Regions from separate parts of the Homo sapiens genome. Here all the other regions are linked to region 1. The links are chromatin loops, found by intact Hi-C in ENCODE. Cell type or tissue: ascending aorta. All regions are shown on one strand.

Region 1 (8,000 bases):
CCCTTGTTCTCTCTTGGACTCTAACACTGTTTTTTCTTATGAAAACACAGGAGTGATGACTAGTTGAGTGCATTCTTATGAGACTCATAGTCATTCTATGATGTAGTTTTCCTTAGGAGGACATTTTTTACATGAAATTATTAACCTAAATAGAGTTGATCCTTGAACAACACAGGTTTGAACTGCGAGGGTCCACTTATATGCAAATTTTTTCAATAACTATATGGGAAAATATTTTTGGAGATCTGTGACAATTAGAAAAACCTTGAGATGAACCATGTAGCCTAGAAATATTAAAAAAAAAAAAAAAGAAAAAGTTACTCATGTCACAAATGCATAAAATATACATCAATACTTGTCTGCCTTCTCATTTACTACCATAAAATATAAACAAATCTATTACAAACAGTTAGAACTTATCGAAATGTCAAAATGTACACATACACACAAGAACTGTGCGTGATGCCATCTGCAGATGAGAGAAATGTAAACGTAAAGATTAAATCCTCACTGCACGAAATGAACTGTAGTACATACTGTACCACTGTAATAATTTCACAGCTACCTCCTGTTGCTATTGTGGTGAGCTCAAGCGCTGCAAGTATCTGCTTAAAACACCTTGTGACGCTAATCATCTCCACGTGAACAGTTCATCTCTCCAGTAAATTGTGTACCGCAGTTAAAAGTGATCTCTTGAGGTTCTCGCATATTTTTCATGCTTAGTGAAATACCATAAACCTTGACTAACACCATGGGACTCTAACAAAGTGCCACTAGAGATGCTGGAAGTACTCCCAAGTATCAGAGAAAAGTCATGACATTATAAGAAAAGTTGAATTGCTTGATGTGTACCATAGGTTGAGGTGTGCAGCTGTGGTTACCTACCATTTCAGTCAGACAATGTAAACTTACAGTATCAGTAATGCAGCACAGTTTTGCAAACGTATTTTCTCTTCCTTATGATTTTCTTTATAACATTTTCTTTTCTCCAGTTTGTTTATTGTTAAGTATACAGTATACAATACAAAATATGTGTTGATTGACCATTATCAGTAAGGCTTCTGGTCAACGGTAGGCTATTAGCAGTTAAGTTTGTGGGGAGTTAAAAACTATACACAGATTTTTGACTGTACAGGGGGTCAATGTCCATAACCCCCACATAGTTCAAGGGTCAACTATATTCTAACAAGTATTATATCTTTCCATTTGTTGTGTCCTACAGTGGGACATAGCAGGTACCAAATGAATGAATGGGAGTCCTTGGGCCTCGGAGAATGCTACACCAAAGCACTGAGATAATCTGTGGACAGACTGATGGCAGTGATCTTGAGGAATGAAGAATGAGAGGTTCAAGAACACCAAAGAGAAAGTTGAAGAAGGCAGATTCTACAGAGCACAAAGCTGTGAGCTTATCCAGGATGCAGAGCAAGATCCGGCCTTATTATTACTGAAGTGATGGTTAATGGGGCCCCACACCTACTAACCATCACTTCAGCACTGATCATTGAGATCCAGCACATACTCACTAAGGACAGTCATTTCAAACCAACCCACTGCCTTCTTTGCCTGGGCTTGCAGAAATACCATATGCCGCAGCAAGCAGCTGGAGCTGGGTGGTGGCTGGCCCTTCAGAAGACGTTCTGTGTTCTTCCATTCATCCATTTACAGCCCCTGGATTAGTTGACAGACTGAATGAAGGAATCAGGACTTTACAGTGAAATATAACAGGGATGAAAATAAGATCTTACACTTGGTTTCAAAAACCCAACTGAGTAAATCCAAGATAGGGAAGGCTGTGATTTAGGAGCAACAAATATAAAAATGTCTTTGAGTAAGCTGATAGCAAGCTCAATGAGAGATCACAGTGCGACGTGGCTGGCAGAATAGTTAGAGGCAACCTTAGCTGCATTAAAAGAACATTGTGTCTGTGCTAGAATAAGGGAGATGACAGTCCTAATCTGGGGTGGCTGGCTTGCACTACAACTGTACTATGGTGACTTCTGGAGAGCTCACTTCGAGCGGGTCTGGTAACAGGTTGATCTGCTAGGTATTCTCCATTTCCACCGTCCCCACTGTGATCTATTCTCTGCACTGCTCTGTGCCCTATGGACGCTGCCCCTATCTATTGCAGATCCCTTGCTCTGATGGCTTCCCACTGGGTTCAGCACCAGTAGGTGATGCACGGGCAAGAAGACAGAGAACATGCAGAATGTGCATTTATTGTGCCACTCTCTCCTTGCTCTGTCTGCATATTTCGGACAGTAGCTGCATCCCTCTATGACTATAGTTCCAGTCCAGCAGCCCCTCGTCCATAACCCCAGCTTGTAATAGGTTCCAATTTGCTTCCCTTGTCCCTCAGGCCTCGGAGTGATTAAGAGCTTCCTCCTGTTGCTAGCCCCTAGGGACCTCAGCATCCCTTCTTAGTTCCCTTAACCCTGCCCACAGCTCTGTCAATAGCCCTTTCACTAAATTATTTTCAAAATCTCAACTAAATTGGCCTTCTTTTTCCTGCAGGGACCCTGTCTGAAACTAAAGAGACAGGATGCAAAAGTCCTTAAAATTATGTCTGTGAGGAATAGAGGATGTTGGGCCTGGTGGAGAGAAGACTCTAGAAAGCAGGATAGCCTACTTCAGCAAGGTAGTAATAAAAGGCCACCCCAGACTCATTCTCTGGCTCTACCAACAGTGATAGGTACAGAGAGATAAATTTCTACAGAGTAGGTAAAGATGGTTATCCTGGTAGGTCATGAGCTTCAATATTTCTCAGTTGCCCCATCTTAAACTGGATGAGACTATGTCAGGAATGCTGCAAGGAAGAAGTTAGAAACATGGTCTAGAAAAGAGCTTCCCAAGCCAGGGTTTCATGATTTGCCACCAACTGTACACTACTCGATGGGTTACCAAAATAACCAATGTGGGGAAACTTTTGTATGTTTTTGCTGCTTCTCGTTTCAATCTAGGGAATAGAAGTCTAGTTCTTCATCAAGTCTGATAATCCTCAGCGCTGAAGATGTTTTTATACTTTAAGATGACTTACAAACATGAAAATTTCACACAGCATCACAGCTTTCAAAAGGTTATTTCTAATTCATGGAGCAATCTATTAAAAACATTTTTTAGGGGGGAAGAGAAGTTGATTAATGGTTACAAATATACCATTTGATATAAGAAGACCTAGTGTTAGATTGGTAAACTAACTATATTTTACAATAACCTCTTGTATATTTCAAAATATCTAGAATTCCAGTGGTCTAGCATAGAGAAAAGACAAATCTTTAACGTGATGGATATCCCAAGTACAGTGATTTTGTCCGAGGCATGTGAACCAGAGCAACTCCATCTTGAATGGGGCCAGGTAAAACAAGGCTGAGTGAGACCTACTGGGCTGCATTCCCAGAAGGTTAAGGCATTCTAACTTACAGGATGAGATAGGATGTGGGCACAAGATACAGGTCATAAAGACCTTGCTGATAAAACAGGTCGCAGTAAAGAAGTCGGCTAAAACCCACCAAAACCAAAATGGCGACAAGAGTGACCTCTGGTCGTCCTCACTGATACACTCCCAGCAGCGCCAGGACAGTTTACACATGCCACGGCAACGTCCGGAAGTTACCCTATATGGTCTAAAAAGAGGAGACATGAATAATCCACCCCTTGTTTAGCATACCATCAAGAAATAACCATAAAAATGGGCAACCAGCAGCCCCAGGCTGCTCTGTCTATGGAGTGGCCATTCTTTTATTCCTCTACTTTCTTAATAAACTTGCTTTCACTTTACTGTGTGGACTCACCCTGAATTCTTTCTTGCGTGAGATCCAAGAACCCTCTCTTGGGGTCTGGACTGGGACCCCTTTCCTGTGCAATTTGATCTTTACAAATTATATGAATGTATTACATTATCACATGTGCCCCAGAACTATGTACATCATGCATCAACTAAAAAATGTTTAAAACAAAAATGTTTAACTCAGCAACTTCTATCTACACACCAGTCACCACAGTGCTTCTTGAGAACTGCCACCTCGTTTTCAAACCAAAAACCAGGACGCAAAATCTGTGCATGGGAAAAAAAAATATTTTACATGCAAACTACCCTGAAAAAAAAAAAAAAAAAAAAGAATAAGGTCGCCTCAATTCACTCTGGTGGGGAAAAAACAAAGGTTTTTACGAAAGCCCTGAATGCCTGAGTTCACAGCAGGCCCATGACGAAGTTTGTGTCTCACGCAGGTTTTCTCCTTTGGTGGGAGTTTATTGTGTATTACACCGAGGGCACGCTAGGTTTGCCAGTTTTTCGCTCATTCATTCAACAAACACTCGATGTCCACCTACTCCATTAACAGAGCCCTTCTCAGCCCTCGGGATGGACAAAAGATCCCGAAGAGGCCAAAGCCACGACGCCGCTGCCAGAGGACGTCAGCAGGTCCAGGAAACGACCTGATTTTAAGGACCAATGAAGGCAACGAGTAAGAGCGACGGCGCCCAGGAAAGCTGCAGCGGAAACTTGGGAAATGCCAGCCTTCGGGCGCAGAGGGCGGGGCAGGGCCTACTGGATCGCACTGTCTGCGGGCTGGGGCCCCGCCTGGGCTCCGGTCCCGCCGCCTCCGGCCGCCAAGCGGCGCCCGCCCACGGCCCGGCGGGGGCGTTGGCCTGGTCCCCGGCCCAGGAGGGCAGCGCCCGGGCGACCGCGAGCGGGCGGGGTGGCCTCGATGGCCCGCGAGCCCCGGGCTCAGTGTGGGGTGCGCGTCGCTCCTGCCCGACGTACCCGGGAAGCGCGCGCACGCATCGCCGCGCGCCCCACCGCGCCGGGCACCCGCGGCGCGCTCCCGCCCGGTCCCAGTGCCCCGGCCCCTCGGCCCCTACGGCACCCCCGGCTCCTACCGCCCGCCCGGCCGGCCTGGCCGCACTCACCCTCCTTGGCTTTCTTCCTCCGGGCCAGGGTCCCTCCGAGTTTCCCCAAGAAGGAATCATCTTTCTTGCGGGACGGGGGCGACTTGGGAGTGGGAGACTTGGGGACAGAAGGCGACTTCTGCGGGGAGGTGGCCATGGCGCGGCGCAGGCTGCCGCGGGCCGGTCGGGACGCGGAGCTGGCGCTGGGCGGACGCAGCGGGCGGCGGCGGGACTGAGGCTGCGGCTTTCCAAACGGAAGCGGAATTATTCCAAGCATTTGAGGCAGCTCACGCTCGCCTTTCCCTTCCCTCGCTCCCTCCCTCGCTCCCTCCCTCGCGCCGCCCTCTGCCCTGGAAGGAGCTGCGCTCCCGGGGCCGCGCCTTGCGCCCCTGGGTTGCCCCAAGCAGGGAGGATGCCCCAAAACTGCCCCTTGCAGGACAGGAGGACGTGTGTGCCCAGGTTGGGAGCGGTCGAGCCGGAAAGCTTCATTTACCCAGGCTCTGTCCCCACCACACAGCCTGGCGCAAAACACATCTGAGAACCAACCCAACCCTGCTACTCTCCCGGGGTCTTCCAGCCGGCGGCTGGTGAGCTCGCTCTGCCCCAGCACTACTGCCTGTGGGGTTATCAGGCCCACGTCTTGCGCCCACAAGACTGCAGCTCCTGGAAGAAATTATTGCAGTGAACCAAAATGTGTCCAGGCCCCACCAAAGTGGGCAGAACCAATCACTCCTGAACCTATCCATGACCGTCAACCTCCTCGTCTCTACTCCCATCCAAGACTGAGAAGCTTGGAGTGCACAAGGGTAAAGCCGAGGCTTCTTATTCTTGTAAGACATCCGTGTTTCCAGCAGCTTATACAAAGGAAGATCCCACGTGGTGGTGGAAACATGAATGGGAAAAGCACAACCATGAGCTCCTACAGGACTTCCCGCAAAATTTATCCTGCCTAAATAAAAGCAAGAGAGTGACAACCAGACTCATTTGAGATAACAGGGGAGTCATACAAAGCACAGTGTTTGAAGGACTCATACTGGAAATGATTAAAAGGCACGTGTTATTGAGCTTACCCATCTCAAGTTCTCACTCTGGCTCTTTGTCCTTCTGTCTGTCTCTCACACACAGACTCACAGCACCTTGGCAACTGTGTTTCCTCCTTGTGGCCCCTTCTAGGCCACAGCTGATTGAACCTGGGTGAACACCTAATCCAAAGGGCGCTACTGCTTTACTGAAGAGCAGACGATCAGCTGGCCCCAGTTAAGACTGCACTAAGCTGGAGAGACTGTTGTCAGAAGTTGTGCTCGTGACTGATGATCATTCGCAATCAAAACTAGGGTGGCTGTTTCTAGCCACGTGCATGCTGAGGAGTAGGGAAACCAAAGAATGGAGCAAAGAAGTGTGCTCAAGAAGCCACGTGGTCTGAGTAATGGAAACCGTGGGGAGTAGCTGCTTGGACCTTGAATCTTTTCCCAGACCCCACTTGCACTTCCTGCCAGGGCCAGCTGTGCTTCTTCCCAGGAGATGTTACTCAGCCTTTTATTAACCCATCCACAGTTCCTTAAACTAAATAAAGTGACAAGCAACAGTTTCTGAGTAGAACTAAAATTTAACAAAAAGATAGTCAACAGATTCTCAACACCGTATAGGTTCATTTTATCTTAAGAGTCTTAATTTTACCTTTTTTAAAAAAAAAAAAAATCTGCTTTAGTTGGTGCCTCTTACTTAACAGCAGAAAAGTCATGATGTCTGCTAGCCTGGGAAGATTACTACAACTCCTCCTAGACAATAAATCTTAAAGGGATGGTGAGAAGCCAAAATATAAGTGTGTTTTGATTACATCATTAATCATTTTTGTTCAGGATATCAGATATAGGACATCTCCAAAAGCGTATCTCCAGCCCCGAGAGCTCTTGTCAGGGAATTAAGAGACACGTAGCTCAATAGCGGTGTGATCTTGGAAAGGTTTACTCCCTTTTCTGAGTCTCCATTTCCTCATCTACAAAATGAAATGGTTGGCACAGAACAGTGGTTTTCAAACTCGATCGTGCATCACAGTCGCTTAGAAGTTTGTTGCATTCACAGGCCCCATCTCCAGAAATTCTGATTCAGTCGATCTCAGGTGAAACCAAGGGATAGGTGTTTTTTAAACAGACTACATCAGGTGATTTCGATGTATTAATAGCTGATTCACACCCTGATGTCTTGCCATTTAGGGCTACTTTCAGCTCTTAACAGTCTGTGGTTCTTTATTCTTTCAAAAATTGCTAATATCTGTATGCAAGGCTTAGTCCTAAATGTGCCATAATCAAAATTACCCATGGAGATTCCTTCAGTTGCCCATGCATGCTTTTGCATATATAATACTCCTCAGTAATTGTTATGTTCGTTAAACTTGGAAAACCACTGAGCAAGGCTAAAAGGAGGAGTAAAGTCTTGATTGTTGAATGCTAGCTCCCAGAAAATATCAGCAAAATAAGCTGTGGAAGAAGGCAAAGCTGAATTTTTTGTACACCATGATAAGGAGAGCCCTGCCTTGGCAGAGTCTCAGTAGCATCTTGGAGTAGGGGAAGGGATATTTATAAGGTTTTGGAATCTTGATGAAGACAGGCCTTCCAGTGGGATGGTGCTTGATTAAGTTTGACTAAGGATCATGATATAATAGATAAGGACTGGTAGACCCTAGGCAAAGCTTTCCAAGAGTCTTGGAGAGTAAATAGTCTTTTTAATGCTATCTATTGAAAAGTCTAATGGGTTTATGTTCATTTCAATGAGATTTGGTGGGGAGTTCTTGAAAAGAACAAGAAAGTTATTCATAGCTTTTTATCTTCCTGGGCAAGAAATTTTTGGAAGACAGGGGAACGATAAAGTCCTGTTAATGTATGCAGTAACCTGCATTGGTGGGAATGGTTGCCAGGGTCTCAATATTATGCTGATACCTTGTTATTCAAGCATTTCTACTGGTAAGATCATTATCAATCTTTCTGGAAAGGCCAGTGGGAATGGGTGGTGAATTATAAATCAGTGCTACTCACAGTGTAGTCTGCAAACCAGTATTGATCTGGATACCATTATTAGCTGCCAAGACCAGCTTGGTCGGGGAGACCCTAACCCAG
Region 2 (8,000 bases), 53 kb before region 1:
TGGAAGCTCTTCTCCAGAGTTTAGGAACCACCCACTCATCATTCCTTATGACCTATGAGAGTTTGTACACTCAACATGCAGCTCAAACCCCCCTGTAATTCCACGGGTTTGGCTATTTGGAGCATCAAACACAAGCACTTGCTATCATGACAAAAACAAGAACTCTTCGGTCCTGGGACTTAGAAATAGACCGGAAGCTCTGTCACCCATCTGTGTGTTTCACATCTCATCTGTGTTGAATGACAGGGATATTTTCAGAAGCAGCTTTGGAATGGTCAACCCTCTGTACTTTTCCCCATGTTCTGGAATCAGGATCTTGGCTGGAGTGACAGGAGAAGGGGAAAAGGATGGGAACTAAGGGAGGAATAATTTTTAAGAAGAAAAGGGAGAGTCAGTGGGGAAAATGGAACAAGTGATCAGAGAGAGGGGGGAGCCTTGAGCAACACCTGTCACAGCTGAGGAAGAGGAGAGCTTCAAGAAGCAGGCAGCTGAAGAGAGAGATCAAGTAAGATTAGGAAAGAAAGTCTGGAAATTGGGAAGTCCCAGGTAAACTTTGCCAGAACAGTTTCAATGGGTGTACAAGTCAGACGGCAGTTTGGTGTATGAATAGAAGCAAAAAAGCAGCACCTTATCTATACGTGAGTTTTCAAGACATTTGGTGAATACGGGCAGGAAAGAAGCTGATTGAGAAGGGACTGGTGTGTGGGGTGGCGGACTGAGGACTGGGGTTATGTTAGAAGCTGGGGGTTTGTAACCAAGTCACTTAGGCAGACTAAGTGATTATCTTCAGACCTGGAGCAGGCTCGGTAAAAATGCCTTCTGGGTTGATTCAAGTTGGGGACTGCTCAGTTTGAGCAGTAAGAACAAAAGGGGTTGGGGATTGGCAGTGGGGGCCACTGAGGATGCTGTGAGTGTGGCTAGAATAATCAACAGATAACCAGGCTGGGTTGGGAGGGTCTGGAAGGATAGAGGCCCAGAAGCTAGAGGCTGAGAGCAAGTCTTCATGGGAGTTACAGAGTAGAAGAGACCAGGAGGTGGAGGACTGTGGTCAAGAAGGGGAAGCCCAGAGGGCACTATGTGTTCAGACATAGAATGATCCAAGCCATGAACCATGGGAGCAAAGTCACATGGTTGGGGGCTGTGACAGCCAGAAAAGCTGAGGAGGAACTCCAAGGCTGGGAGACAGGTCAGGAGGGAGGCTGTTAAACTCACCCGGGAAAGAGAAGGCCTGTTTGATAGGGACCAAGCGCCAGAGTCCCTGGTAAGTACGAAAAGTACTGGGGGTCCCAGCAGGCGGGACCTGCAGCTGAGATAGCCATCAAAGCAGTGGGAATGCAGAATTTATCCACACTTCTCAGGCTGCAAAATGCCACTCACTGCTCTCCCTCAGGGAGCGCAGGGCTGCAAAACTCCTCGGTGTCAGTATGTGGGCCTTGCCCCCCACTGCCTTTCAAAACAGGATGGAAAAACTGCTTACGTGGTATGATATTTTAACCAGAGGGCACTTGGAAAATCAGAATTTGAAGGTAGCCTGCACACAAGTCCTAAGGCCAACCTTGGATTTATGAACACGTAGAACATAGTGCTCGCGGTGCTCAGACCTGAGCCATCGAGGTAAGGCAAGCTCATTCTCGGCCAGCCTCACATTTTTCTCCTTATTTTTATCTGTGGGATCAGGCGTGTTGGAGAGAAACAGAGAGGCCTGGTAACAACAGCTTCCCCGTCATTCTTGGTTACTTACATCTGTGGTCAATTTTCCACACTTTATTCCATAAAAGGTAAAGGAGGCACGGTACTTGCAACAGGATAATCTAAACAATATGAACCATGTTACTGTTAAAGACCATCTGGCTGATCACGCCCAGGCCCAGACTTTTAACTCCTTGAGGTAAGAAAGATGCCAAACCCAGAGAGGCCGGGGCCTTTTTCGGGGCTCTTACTCCAAGTCTTTTCCTCCCTCTTCAAGTCAGTTAAAACAACAACCTCTAAGGTCTCTGCCAATCCTAATATTCTCTCTGATTCTAGGCCGGCTGCCGGTGAAACTGCAAGCTTTGTGAATGAGCAACTTGCAAAGTGCTTCTATGAAATGCCTCTTTTATTTCTCTTTAAAAGGAAACATTAGAAGCTTAAAAAAACAAAAAACAAAAAACAAAACAAAACAGAACAAACCTTCCACACAACCCAAACTGAAATACTCTCAAGTGCTGGGGTTGCTTCCTTCATTGCTGATTCTCTCACTTAAAACTAAGGTATCATTTACATAATTTTAATTTTAAGAAGCAGCTGATACCAGTGAAGAACCAGTGAAGCCCATGCTTTGCTTTTATTTGGGCTTACACATTTTGTGGCCATCTGTTATCCAAGAAAGTTGCAAACTCAAATAAGAGATGGGAAAACTGTAAATCAGATGGTGTTTTTCATCCTTTGGGTGGGGAGCTAATGATAAAAGATTCCGGGAAAGTTTCAGCTGGGTAAGGTCGTCGCAAAAATGAAACTTGGCCTCCCTTGTGAGGTGCAGCCTTTCCACCTGCAGAAGGAATTTAGCATTTGACCTAGAGGTTCGGGTGTATTTTATTCTTCAAATAGGTCATTAAGAACTCTAGCTTTTCCTAGCTTCTTCTATGGGTATTAAAACGATTCAAAACAATTCAATTTAATATACCTTTTAATTTTTTAAATCGTGTCTGGCAACATTCCATCAAGGAAGCATCTTTCAGTACCACGGCTACGACAGAGCCCTCATTTCTAGCCACCATCTCCTTTGGGTGTAACCACAGGACCTAAGCAATCAGTTTTCTGGGAATGGATTTTCAGAGGTCATGATAGAAAACAGGTTCAAATACAATGGCTATGCCTGGCTTCAACAATGCAGCACCAACTGTGCTAGAACAGCTCTCCACTTTTTAAAATATTCTCGAAAATCTTGATACAGAAAAAAATGACGCAAGAGCCTAAATAACGTACACATGACAGAACGTGGTTCTTTGTCAAATTACTTTAACTTGCACAGGCCCAGATAAGCAGTTATTTTTTGGTTTGGTTTGGTTCTGTTGACTTGCCAAACAAACTTCAACATCCTTGTTTCTTGCCCCATCCACCTTGCAAGTTACCTCTTTGGATTCACAAAGACAAGAGGTGAACGGTTAACGGCAGAGCCATTGGGAGACAAAGCATCATATCCCATGATCATAAATCTCTTTCAAGGCAAGTTAAACTAAATTCTACAGCTCCCAAATTCAGCATTCATCTTCAATTAGATAAAATGACATTCACATCTATTTGTACTCTCTCCATTTCCCAACACATTTATCTCATGAAATAAAAACTGAAAGATACTACTGTCCTAAACATGCACATTATTTTCAAAAAGAGTTAATGAATCAGGCTAATTTAATAGGCCTTTTATTGGAATTCACTTTTAATATAAATTCTTTAACATGTGTGAGCAATATTTTTCAAGAGACAGGTGAGAAAGAAAATGAGGAAAAAAGAGTCACTACTCAACTATAGTAGTAATTTCCCAACCCAAAGCAAAGTAGGAAAAATTTTACGTTAATTGTAAAAAGAATTTTATTTTGATTTTATAATCAGATATTGGGCATATTATAGCTCCTTTGCAGAGCTCTTCCCTTTTGGAGAAAGGAGTTTCATTTCGTTTATGATTCTGATTCAATGGACAAGCAACCCCAGTGTAAACTAGTATCCTCACCTCTGTGAGGACCAAGGCTGCAGCCAGAGTAAGAAAGTTGGGAATTTCCAACAACTGCTAGATTCAAATGGTTGCTTAGATTTAGAAGCCACAGAACGAGATGAGAAAAAAGTCCCAAAGGGCAAGCAAGGCAGTGTGGCTAAGTGTTGATGGTGGCAAAAAGAGTAACATGAGTGAAGGAAGTTGGCAGGGAGTGGGGGGCCCATGGTGGCACTGGCCTCAGGGCCATGCAGATACAGGCATAAGGCCCAGCTGAGCACAGGGTCTGCATTTAGATGGTCCAATAGATGGTTAGGCCCTAGCATGGGACAGGTGGCCTTTCAGGTCAGGTGAGAGCACACAGGTCCTTTAACCCATTTAAAAGACCTAGGGTGTGGGAATGAATGAGTGAAGCCATCTGGGAACATGTCAGGACTGAAAATGTGGGGCAAGAACTTCAGAGAAGGGGCCTTGGGTTCTGCAGACTCTTGCCTCATTCTAAGCTGCTAAGTTCTTCTCTATTGAAAAACCAAAAATCAGATGGGTCCCACAGCCACGTGGTGGGCCTGAGCCTCCTGGTTTGGATTGCAGGCAGGGGCTGAATGCACAGGGTGTTAAGTGGCTCAAGGCCAAGATTGAAAGAATGGACGCAGGGGTGACAGATATGTAACAATGCGTAACATCCAGGCACTATCCAGTCTGATACCACAGCAGGGTCTGGAAGCACTTGCTGTTGCTAGATTATGGGAGGGTCTGGCAGGCCCCAGTGGGGACAAGGCTGCCTACACAGGATGGGAAACACTGGCAGGGGTATTGGGGGATCAGCTATTTATCAACCACTGCTAAAATAAACTGCTGTGAGTCAGCCCTGGGAGCAGGGGCAGACAGGTTATTCCCGCCTTCCAGTTGGCACTCTGTCCACATCTGTGTGAAAGGGATATTGCTTAAGAAAGGAAAATAAGGCTGAGGGTGGAGCCAGGAGGAGCTTGTTTTTGTCAAATTTCTCGAACATTTGCTTTGCTGGTTAGCACAAACAAAAGCTTGTGCTTTTGCGATTAGGAATCGTGTCTCTTTGTTGTTGTGGCATGGTTGAGGGAAAAGAAAGTCCTAGACTTCTCCGCCCTGTCAAGCACGTTTGGATTTCTTTTAGGAGGTGAGATCAGGAGGGAACTTTTGAACACTTTAGAGTAACTAATTTGACAGCTGCCCAAGTGATATGTCTATAACTATCCTCTATTATAGCCAGGCATGGGCCCTCTTTCTTATTCCTTTTTTTAAGATATAAGGGAAAATAAGGGTGAGATGGAAAGGTCTTAGTAAATGCATTAAACGTCATGATTCATGTGAGTAATAAGGCTTAGGCAAGATCCATGTCAAACCCCCCACAGCATCTTGGTATGAGATTCAGGAAAGAAAGGAGCCTCTGTGTGTGGGTTTTCTGCTGGAGGCAGTGTGAGCAACAAAGACCTGTGTGTCCAGGAGGGGCAAGGTGACGAAAGGTACTCACTCACCCAAAGAGGAGACTTTTACCCTCGTTAGGAAAGAGGGCAATGGGTGTGTTGGAACTGGCTCCTACCAGCTCTCAAATGTTAAATTTTCAGGGATTCAGGGAGCCAGTTGTTAAATACAGTTATTATTAAAATTTAAAATACAAAGTTGCAATTAAGTAAATTATACTGAGAAAGGTAATACTCACAACTCATCACTTATATTGATGATCTACGTTCTTGAGATGATGTTCTGCATCTATATGGCAGAAGTACTACTACACAATGGTGTGCTGCTCTTCCCAATTCCATGTTCAGGGATACCACAAAATTGGCCCTAGTGGGGGTATTTACTTCTTGGAAATCAACCAACATTGCAAATCAGGGTTTGATTTCTCATTCTGTTGATTATCTAGACTTAAGAAAATGATGAAGGAATGTCAATGATGCAGATTAAACTTAAAGGGAGTCTGTAAAATTTAAAAGTGTCTGTAGTCATTATATCATGAATAACATTAAAAAAAGGAAAATATTCTTCCAGTATTTAAAACTGTTATACGATCAGCAAAGAAGGTGCTCATGCCATTGGTGAATGAAGTTATACTCAGTACTGAAGCTGAAAGAGGTTTCAGTTTATCCCAGTTATGCCTAGTGTTCCATTATTGGAACGCTAAGCTTGTGGGAGTTATTTATATCCTACTGCTCAAGGTCATCGCCAAGGTCTGATTTTTCACAAAAAAATTTGCAACCACCGGCATAAATGGGTTAATAGATACAAAGATGAAAAATAGTTTAGTGATCACATGTCAGATTTAATGACAATAAATTTATTGGGAAAAGGTTAGTGGACTGATGAAATTCCACGCATCAAATCATGGCTAACCATAGGTTAGCTATGGCTACAAGAGCTCAAAGTATCAAAAGTATTCTGTGAGAATGGATTGGCTATATGGAATTTACAATAAACAGTGTTGATATTTTATTATTATTTGTAAACTGTGTGCTATACATCCTTTATATCAGTGAAGTTTATAATTAACTTATATATGCATTTGTACACACACTTTTTACTGGAAAGCTGGTTGTTAAACATTTACCAACGTGCAACTTATTGAGGGTGCTGCAAATGCAGGCCTCGGGGAGGGGTTTGTTCTCCCTATTTCTCACTGCTAAAGGGCTAAAGGGTTAGTACTTCTTTTAAAACTTTGAGCCAGGCATGGTGGCTCATGCCTATAATCCCAGGGAGGCAGAGGTGGGAGGACTGTTTGAGGCGAGGAGTTCAAGACCAGTCTGGGCAATGAAGTGAGACCCTGTCTCTACCAAAAATTAAAAAATTAACTGGGCATGGTGATGTGCACCTGTGGTCCCAGCTACTTGGGAAGAAGCTGGGGCAGGAGGATCACGTGAGCCCAGGAGGTCGAGGCTGCAGTGAGCTATGATCGCACTGCTGCACTCCAGCCTAGGCAACAGAGAGAGACTGTGTCTCAAACAAAACAAACAAAAACTCTGAACCTGATTTGATTCTAGATTAATAATACACATCATGCTTTTACCAACCCACACAATTTACCCTTCCCCCAAATTCCTGAAGCTCCTTCTGTTTTTATTCACTTAGCAAATGATACCCCTGTATTGGCTTTTCAATTTATAACATTTTAAATTTATGTTCCTTCTCGTTTTAGACAAAGGTCAGTCTCAGAAGCTTTCTCCGAGCCTTTGAAAGGTGCCTGCGTGGGGTGAGCACCAAAAAATTGTATTTGCTCCGCTAGTCAATTGGCCAACTTACCATCTCGACCTCTGCACCCGACACTGAGCCAAATCAGGGATTCAGACACGCATGAATATCTCATCATGATGGAGATGATGGTAATGCCATGATGGCCAGAGTTTACTGAGGACCAAATAGGTGCCAGATACTATGCCAGGGACTCTGCATATACTATCTAGATACAGCGGTATCTGTGAACATGTGGCTAACTGGTCAAAGATAGTGACTTGAGACTGGGTCTTGGTCATCTCAGTCCTCAGGCCCCAGCCCTGTCCTGGCTTAGTAATGTTGAAGCATACATGTCTGCATGAATGATTGAGTGCCCTACTGTTAGCATTTAGTTATAGATCTGCTGTGTCTTCTCTTCTTTCCTCTTACTTTCCTTCCTTCCCTCCTTTCATATGAGAGACTCTATATGGAAAAGGAAGCTGAAGTGGCCTGCACACGATATAGAAAAACCATATTACTTTCCTAAGACTGGTAATCCGGCAATACCTAATGCAGCACATGGCTAGAGACTCCACATTTGCCCAACTTCTCTGCTCATCATTTGCCACTGTTCTGTAAATTTCCCAGTCCCCTCACAGAAAGCACATGGCACCATTTAAAATGGCTGCTCACTCTCTAAGGGAGGTCTCACAGGCTGGTAGTGAGCCCTGTCCCAATAGTGAAGTTCTCCACAAATGGGGAGACTTCTCCCAGGAGGAGGGGAGGCCTGGAGATGGGCATGCAGTGGGCAATGTCAGCTGCCCTCCAGGTTCTGCTGCCCTTTTCCGCCCTGGTCAGTATACAAGCTTCGGGGACACACGCCTGGACCAGAAGCAGTTGTGTTACCTAGAAATCGGGAACAGGCTTCCTCATCTCTCAGTTTGAGAACCTGAGGGCAACTGACTTCTAACCACTGTCATTCACCTTTTCTCAAGAGAGTAAAAGTTAGGAACATAGCAGCTGTATTTGATGTTTTTACCTAAAGCTTACAACTTCAATTTGCCAACAGATAACTTCATTCTGACCTTATTCAACCCTGCTGATGACCCATAAGACAAAAGTTTCAAGA
Region 3 (8,000 bases), 78 kb before region 1:
CAAAGGCACCTGGTGAAGCCTTGTCATCTCACTGGCCTTCGTCTTCATGCATCACCTGAGTTAAGTTTCCTCTCTTCATCTCATTCTCTGTGGCTCTTTGACCTTCATGTCTATATCCTTCTTATTTATGAATCCTGAACAGCCAGTCATTTATTTTTGCAGTGGCTCAGTGCTGCTTAAAAAGTGCCACATCAACTACTAGTCCACTGAATTCCTAAGAGGTAACCTTGGAAACAGCTCTCAGTGGGGCTAGTAAGCAAACAGACATGCTGTGTTCTGGTTGGATCGATTTGCTGGTGAGTTAATTCTGGGTTTGTCTGAAGAGTCGGTGGTTTACCCTGAAGAGCACTGTTTGTGGAAACTCTCTCCTGTCATCGATGATGATGATGGTGAGGGCACACACATTGTATGTCCCTTGTATCAGGTGCATCGATATAACACTTGGTTTTTTACATGTATTAACTCATATAATCTTTGCAACAATCCAATGAGTAGGTACTATTATTATCCTCATTTTACAGATGAGGAAAATGAGGCCCAGAGAGGTTATATAATCTGAACAAGGCCACACAGCTAGAAAGTGGAGCCAAGGTTTGATCCTGAGCCAGCTGGCTGCAGAGCTCTCACATCCTTAACACTATGCTATATGTTGTCCCAGTTTTATGTAGCAACATTTGCTTTCTATACGAAAATGTTTCGTCCATTAGGTTAGGCAGAGGAAGTGCTCCCCAAACACAATGCATATCTCTAAAAAAGGCCTGAAAATACATATCACACCATTTTTGCAAACCACATTTGTTGTGAAGGCATGGGAACACAGTCACTTCTGCATTCCCACGTAAAGCCAGGAGAAAATTTAATGGAGAATAATCTTGCATAAGCTAAGCCCTAGGGGTTGCCTGGTCATTCTATGGAGGCTCAGCCCCTGCAAGGACAGATTAAAAAGGAGGTGATATTTGAGCAGTGTTTTTGTTTGTTTTAAATAATGGTTGATTTTTTTTCTGACTATAAAAGAAAAACATGCTCTTTAAGATAACTTGGAAAATATTTTTAAAAAGAGAAAATAATCCTACTGCTTAAACTCTGTTACATGTTATATTTTCTCACAAGTGTGTCTATGTTTTATATATAGTTTCAAAACATACTGGGTTCTATAGCCTGCTTTTTTCATGTCATATAATCTTGTTATATTTCTATATGCCATAAAAATATCACTTTAAGTGGCTTCTCAATCTGTATTGAAGGTACACACCGTACATAACCATTCCGTAACTGTTGAACGTTTAGGTAGTTTCCAGTTTTTGGAAGGGGACAGTTGGGTCATTTCCCAGCTATGAAGGGTGAGTGGGTGCTCACAGGCAGACCAGCAAGGAATGTGGGGCCTCTGGGAACTCGTGCACAGTTCTATATGAGAGTTAGGGCACACGCTATTTTCTTTCTTCTTCTTTTTTCTTTCTTCTCTTTTTCTTTTTTTTTTGAGACAGGGTCTCTCTCTGTTACCCAAGCTGGCGTGCAGTAATATGATCACAGCTCACTGCAGCCTTGACCTCCTGGGCTTAAGTGATCTTCCCACCTTAACCTCCTGAGTAGCTGGGACTATAGGCATATTCCACCATGCCCAGCTAATTTTTGTATTTTTTGTTGTGGAGACAGGGTTTCACCATGTTGCCCAGGCTGGTCTCGAACCCCTGGGCCCAAAAATGCTGGGATTACAGGCTCAAGCCACCATGCCCAGCTGGCACAGGCTATATCCTTTCTCTTTCATGGGTAAGGAAGCCAACATCCGGAAAACTTCAGGGACTTCCCTGAAAAGATCCCTAACAGGATGATCCTAACAGTGAGTTGTCTCCTTTCTCCAATGTCTTAGTTTGGAGTTGCTTGAAAGCAGGAAAGAAATCCCAGGAAAGGAAAGAAGAACAAAGAAAGTATGACAGACCCAAGAAGAGACAATAAAGGTGAGTTTCTGAGCTGGTCATGTGGGGGTAACTGGGGCTTAATCCCTACTGGGGCTCTCTGAGAAACTGCAGAAAGTGTCTCAAGGCGACTTTCCCACTAGTTGAGGTTACCCCCAGGGAGTTCTCTCTCTCCACACTTCCAGGCTGTGCAGAGTGCAGGCTGAGGGGGCTTCAGAAGCCAAAGCCTTGAGACAGAAAAGGGGAGGTGTGAGAAGCTGCCACCCTGGGCTGCCACAGAGGGGGTAGGATGTGGGGTGCACAAGCATCTGCTGTGCCCACCCAGAGAACTGGGGGCCAGAGTCTTTCTCCCCTTTCCCCAGGAGAGAAATCACAGGAAACTGGTGGGGAGTTAGTATATTTTTAGGAGCAAATCCGGGAACAGAACATGCTCTTTTCCTCCAAGGAAGAAGCAACCAAGAATGAGCAGGTTGCAGAATCCTGTTCCTCATATATGACACTAGGCCAATGCCATGCAAAAACAGCATTTCCTCAGTCCCAACTCTATGGCAAGCCCATGCTGCTGAGATGATCAGGATGTCAGTCCTGTCCCTAGCCTGGCTCAGGTCTGGTCTGAGAAAATGCAGGCCATGCTGGCTGGGCAGCTCACTCTCAGTAGGGTATGACACTGTCCTGAGAAAACTCCTGGGGCCAGGCCCTGCGCCGAGGACTGTCCATTCATTATTTCATGCTTTACGACTCTTCTGGGAAGAGACACCTTCCTGGGAACGGGGCTGAAGTTTTGGAGCTTGTGCGTCATGTTAATACAATCGTGATCACAGCACTGGGGAAAGCCAGTGACCCCTTCATCTGATGGAATGGGGACTTGGAAAATGTACTCATTCCTTTCCTCCCAGTCTTACAGAATGATTGAGTACCTACTGTATGCCACACACTATTCTAGGAAAGAATGAACCCTGGCCCCAGGAGCTCACAGTCACACATGACCCCAGTCTCAGTGGGCTGAGGGCCGACTCTGGTCTAGCTCCAGTGGTGAAGGAGCACCCCTAGGTGAGCCTCACACTGCCAGGGGGGACCAGGGAGGGCTTCATGGCAAAGGCAGTGCCAGACCCTTTTGTGGACAGATCTCTACTCTTCTATCTCACTCACCACAGTTTGCAATTGTGCATATCTGAAGGACAACCTGTCTCCCCCCACTATTTTGAGTGGTCCAAGAGGACTGAGGCTTTGTGCACCACTGTCCTGCCAGGACCTGACACACAACACATGCTAAATACATATTTACTGAATGGATGAGTGGTCTGTTGATGCTGGCCCTGAGCAGTCTTCCCCTTCCAGCCCAAATACACAGCTCTCCCTTCTACACCAGAGCCAGGACGTTAATCATCAGAGGGTCTGGGCTTTAAGAAAAGAAGCTGGAATGGGGAAGGCTGAGGAACTGAGGCAGCAATGGAGGAAGCAGAGAGGGTGAGCAAGTGCTGGTTCTGAGAGGAGGGGTTCAGGACACTGACTGTGAAGCATTTTTGCTTATAACTTAGGCCTCTTTAGCATGAATGACTAAGCCCTGTCAGCAACTGGAAATCCATGGACTACTGCATTGGAAACAGCAAAACATTGCCAGTCACTGTGCAGCACAGACCCATTGCAGCACCCTGATTTTTTTTTCCTAAACCAACAATTCATGTTGACAGCAAATCTGTACAGAGAACCTATTAAAAGAAATTGTAGTAAATCGAAGATGCTTTAACTGCCTGTCTGACGTTCTGCTGATTGCATGCCTGACACTTCCACTATAGCTTCCTTTTGTACAACCTTCCATTTGATTCGATTCAATGGATAATTATTCAGTCTTGACTGTGGGCAAGGCAATGTGATGAGAGCCTCATTCCAGTTGCATCTTCTAGGCATAATTTAGCTCGTACACAAAAATAAACACGCACAATATAAGCATAGAGTGGCAAAGGCCATAAGAAACTATAAAAACCATTTCAAAGAAGATAACATTTTACCCATGTGAGCAAGTGTGGGGTAGCTGGTACAGACTCATTCATTTAAATGTGCATTTGACAGCATTGCTGACCAATGTTCCCAGGTCAGGCCCTGTGCTGTGTCCTGGGGTAAAAGGGATGAGTAAGAACCAGCCCCAGAGTACAGCATAGTACTCTATGGGAGCCTGGGGATATCACTTAAGTCATCTGAAAGTGGAAATCAGGGAGGGCCTCAAGAGGGAGGACATGCTTCAGTTGCTTCTTAAAGGGGATTAGGAGTTCACCAGGTGAAGAGGGAACAAGACATACAAAAGGGCTGGAGACATGAGAACAGGGAACATTTTTGGGAAGGTTTGCTGGAGGGTAATGGAACTGTGGAGTGCCCTTAGAGAGTTAAGTCAGGGCCATACAAGCCAGAACATACCAAGTATGAGTTTAATCCTGAAAGCAATGGGGAGCCACAAGATACAAGCAGAGTTTTGCAAGTCTGTAGGATGGCTGGGAACAGGTTCCCTAATGGATCCATTCAAGCAGAAGTCTTCATAGGATGTACACTACCCTGATGATACAGTTTGAATTAGCCTGGGCTCTGTAGAAAGGTAGATCTTGGATTAATCCCAGCTCTGACTATTACTTAACTTGTTCCCCCTCTAAAGTGGGAATCATGATACTTAGCTCACAGGTTTATAATGAAGCGTAGATGACATGGCACATACGAAATGCCCAGCACAGTAGTGCATGCCTTCGTAAGCATCCTCTAACTCTTGGTTTACCCTTTCCCTGCCTTTTCTCAGTACATGCCAACAACGCATACATACTGGGAGGGAGGGAAGGACTGCCCAGTGATGACCTAGTGGAATAAGAATGACTTGGCAAGCCAGCAGAGCTCAAAAACAAAACTGGAGGAGACTTTAAGAAATTATCATCTATCTCCTTGTCTTGGGTTTCAAACAGATGCAAAGAGACAGCAAGGTGAAAAAGGGACTAGAAAAGCCCCACACAATGCTTCATGACATTGAAGGACATTTTGGAACAGGTGGCATGGTGAAAGTACCCAGGCAGACTGGAGAAGGAATATTTTACAGGTGTTAATGGAGTCTGGAAGCTGGACACTTGAGGAAAGATGAAGATGGTATGGTGATGGCCTGGGGGCTGTAATGGGTGGTGGTGCTGATAGTGGAAACTGTGTTGAGATGAAGTTTCAGAGGTGGCAAGAAGCAGAAAAAAAATGGTGCTCAATTCTCACAGCACCTGGACTGTGGTCTCTAAATAAATATGAATGCTATTACCCACTAAAAGCAATCAGAGCTCCTTGGAGAAATGGCTGATTTTAGATCTAAAAATATATAGAACAAAAAATAGATGAGAAGAGCCTGGAACTAGAAACCAGTAAGCAATAGATTTCTACTAGATAGGGTTGTATCAAAGAGGCTTCCAATGGCCAAGGACAGAAAAATTTGAGCATCAATAAGGATATCAGCAATGGACCAAAACACATCAAAAATATTTAAATCCATGAGTTAATAATGACACTAGAAAAACAATATATAACACATTGCTACTCACCTCTGGAGGATGCTAGGAAACCCACTCATTTTGAAAACTGGTAAATAAAGGGAAATAATCTAACATTTATCCTGTTTTTCTAAATCGAAATGTATCTCTGGCTGGTCAAATACTTAATGAGGAAATGTTTAATGAATGAGAGTATTACCACTTGGAAATCCCTAATGGATTAATTATCTAGGCAATGATCATCAATAGCTCCTAACATCACAAAAAGAGAGACAACCAGAAGTAATGCTTCCCCATCTTCCCTGAAGAGACACACCACCATCAGTCCTATATCTACCCATCAGTTTTTGGGAAATGCAGGGGTCAGGGGAACATGACACCATCAAGATACAAGTAGCAAAGTCTAGACTGTGGAAAACTCTACAGGTTTCTTTAATAAATATATTTTATGACAGGATGTCCACCAGCTGCAGTGCATGGGCCTTATTTCAATCTTGATTCTAACAAACCAGAAAAACAATAAATAATAAGTTGGGCATGTGACTCATGCCTGATGAAACAATCAAAACTATGAGACTGAATAGCTGAACATGTTAAGGAATTATTAATTTTTTTACATGAATATAGTTGTGTTTTTTAAAAAGGATCCTTATTTTTAAGAGCTATAAATATATATGCTAAAATGATATATCTGGTAACCACTTCAAAATAATAAAATAATCTTCCAGCAGGGGCAGAGGGTCAGATGGGAAGTGTGAATGAAGCCAAGATTGGCCATGGATTGATCATTGTTGGCTGCTGGGTGCATTGGTAGTGTATTACACTATCTACCTTTGTAATTGTTAGAAGTTTTCCACAGTCAGAAGTTCTTCTTCTTTTTTTTTTTTTTAAATGATACTTTAGAACTGGATTGCGGGGGTAAAGCAGAAGTGACACACAGGCTTGTTTTGTAACATAAGGAGGCAGATCAAAGCAAGAAGCTTTTCAGACTCAGAATAATGTCCATCTGAAAAAAATATTCAACTAATGTAGCAAGCACAGATTACTATATTTAATATATAATGACTTTACTGTCAAAATCCATAATGAAAGTCTATCAAAGCCCCTAAGGAAAGTCAACAAATTACATTAAGTGGCAATTTGTGTAAAGAAAAAAATTATACTATTTAGTCAATATTGGAGAAAATATCCATCTTCACTGGTCTCCACTGAAATGTAGGTGAAACAGTGAAAGGGCTCTTTTCTATGAGTAGCAGCCCAGGGTCCTCTCACCACCTTCTTCCCTTCATATCTGCTCCGCCCACTTCCTGGATCCAAGGGCAAACACCAGCTCTGCTGAGGAGCCTCCAGGGGTTGCTTGTGACCTCTGGATCCCTCAAAGTCTCCTGTTTTCCCCCCAAGTTACTGTCTTCTCTGGCTGTGACCTTCAATACAAATGCCTTCCTGGAAGGGGCAAAGGAGTGGATTTGTGGTTTATACATTCATCCGTTAGGAAGGGGCTGCTAATCTGTGATGACAGCACAAAGGACCCCAGGGAGATGCTGTGTCCCCCACAATACGTCTTCAGGGGAACCAAGAGGGCTCGCTCACCATGGCCATCCCTTGGGCTCCACTGTGGCTGAAGGTTGCTTAGAGCCACCCTTTTTATTCCTTTATTAGTTATGTGTGTTTTCAGAACCCAATCAATGAGCCCAAACCAATGTAACCTTTAACCTGTCAAAATCTACAGGGAGGCATTTCAGCTCAGCCATCAACCCAAACATATGAATTTTCAAAACCATGTTTAACCTATGGGTGGAAGCCGAATGGAAAATCTTGCCAAAAACTTATGTGCACATCAATAAAACCCACCTCAGTTTCTGTTTTAATCTATTTATTCCAAACTATGTGGGAGAATTGGAAAGGCCTATTAGCCTTCACTGATTAGGAGCTCTTACAGTAAGATACTTGTACTTTTCCTATTACCGTCACTAATCAGAATGACAACACCCTCTCTACTCCAGCTATGGAGTGGAGCTCACTGTCAGGTCTTAGGAAAAGCAAGTAGCAGGCTCACAGCTCACAAAGGCCCAAAGCTTCTTTGTATTGTTTCAGAATCCTACCATTATGTAGGAGCACAGAACAGCAAGCAGTAAACTTAGGTAGAGCTTTTCTTCCGCAAGTCCTTTACTCCTTCATTTCTTTGTTCATCTTCACCCCTTCCCTCCTATCTCTAAATATCAGACACCCCCACCTACCCCCCATAGCTACCTCTAACAACAGAGCCACAATAAGGCAGGTCAGGATGATATAAAAACCCTTCAAATGCAAGAGGAGGAGCACTCACCATCTCAACTCAAACCCCAGAGACGAGCTGGGAGGTGGCCAGGGCGCCCCCCCAACAAAGAATCGCTCCCACCACAGCACGTTCAACTTTGTCCAGGCTCTGACCTACCTTGAGGGCAAAGTGCCCCGCAGCCCATGGTCTAGGATTTCATGGCAATCATGGCATCTTCTGCCCAGAGCTGACCCCCTCCCTGTGGTTTCTACCCTTCTGCTTTCAGACCAACTGGAGGTCTGTGAAGCTATAGGATCTTCTCAAATG

What was found. A loop is a pair of places that touch in the nucleus more often than their neighbours do. Peaks named below come from ENCODE experiments on the same cell type or tissue, not always from the same donor. Only the 100,000 strongest peaks of a DNase experiment are listed, where the experiment ranks them.
Region 2: it touches region 1 in a loop (4-fold over the local background); 4 of 110 quality-filtered maps call a loop at or near these places.
Region 3: it touches region 1 in a loop (2.3-fold over the local background); 2 of 110 quality-filtered maps call a loop at or near these places.

What each region holds. Positions count from the first base shown.
Region 1 is chr11:12,374,692-12,382,691 of GRCh38, reverse strand. It overlaps PARVA (parvin alpha), which reads right to left and starts at 5,121. Exons shown (of 13, transcript NM_018222.5): 1 at 4,909-5,121. The coding sequence starts at 5,044. In ascending aorta, a CTCF peak has its summit at 4,421; DNase peaks (open chromatin) are centred at 4,481, 4,861 and 5,051; H3K4me3 peaks cover 2,557 bases; H3K27ac peaks cover 2,526 bases.
Region 2 is chr11:12,427,657-12,435,656 of GRCh38, reverse strand. The region is part of intron 1 of PARVA (parvin alpha); the gene reads right to left. Among named protein-coding and RNA genes, the nearest start is that of PARVA, 54 kb to the right of the region's middle. In ascending aorta, no CTCF peak of the experiment used is centred here; DNase peaks (open chromatin) are centred at 187, 1,946 and 4,596; H3K4me3 peaks cover 2,419 bases; H3K27ac peaks cover 5,890 bases.
Region 3 is chr11:12,452,882-12,460,881 of GRCh38, reverse strand. The region is part of intron 1 of PARVA (parvin alpha); the gene reads right to left. Among named protein-coding and RNA genes, the nearest start is that of PARVA, 79 kb to the right of the region's middle. RefSeq lists an enhancer at 7,809-8,000. In ascending aorta, no CTCF peak of the experiment used is centred here; no DNase peak of the experiment used is centred here; H3K27ac peaks cover 3,925 bases.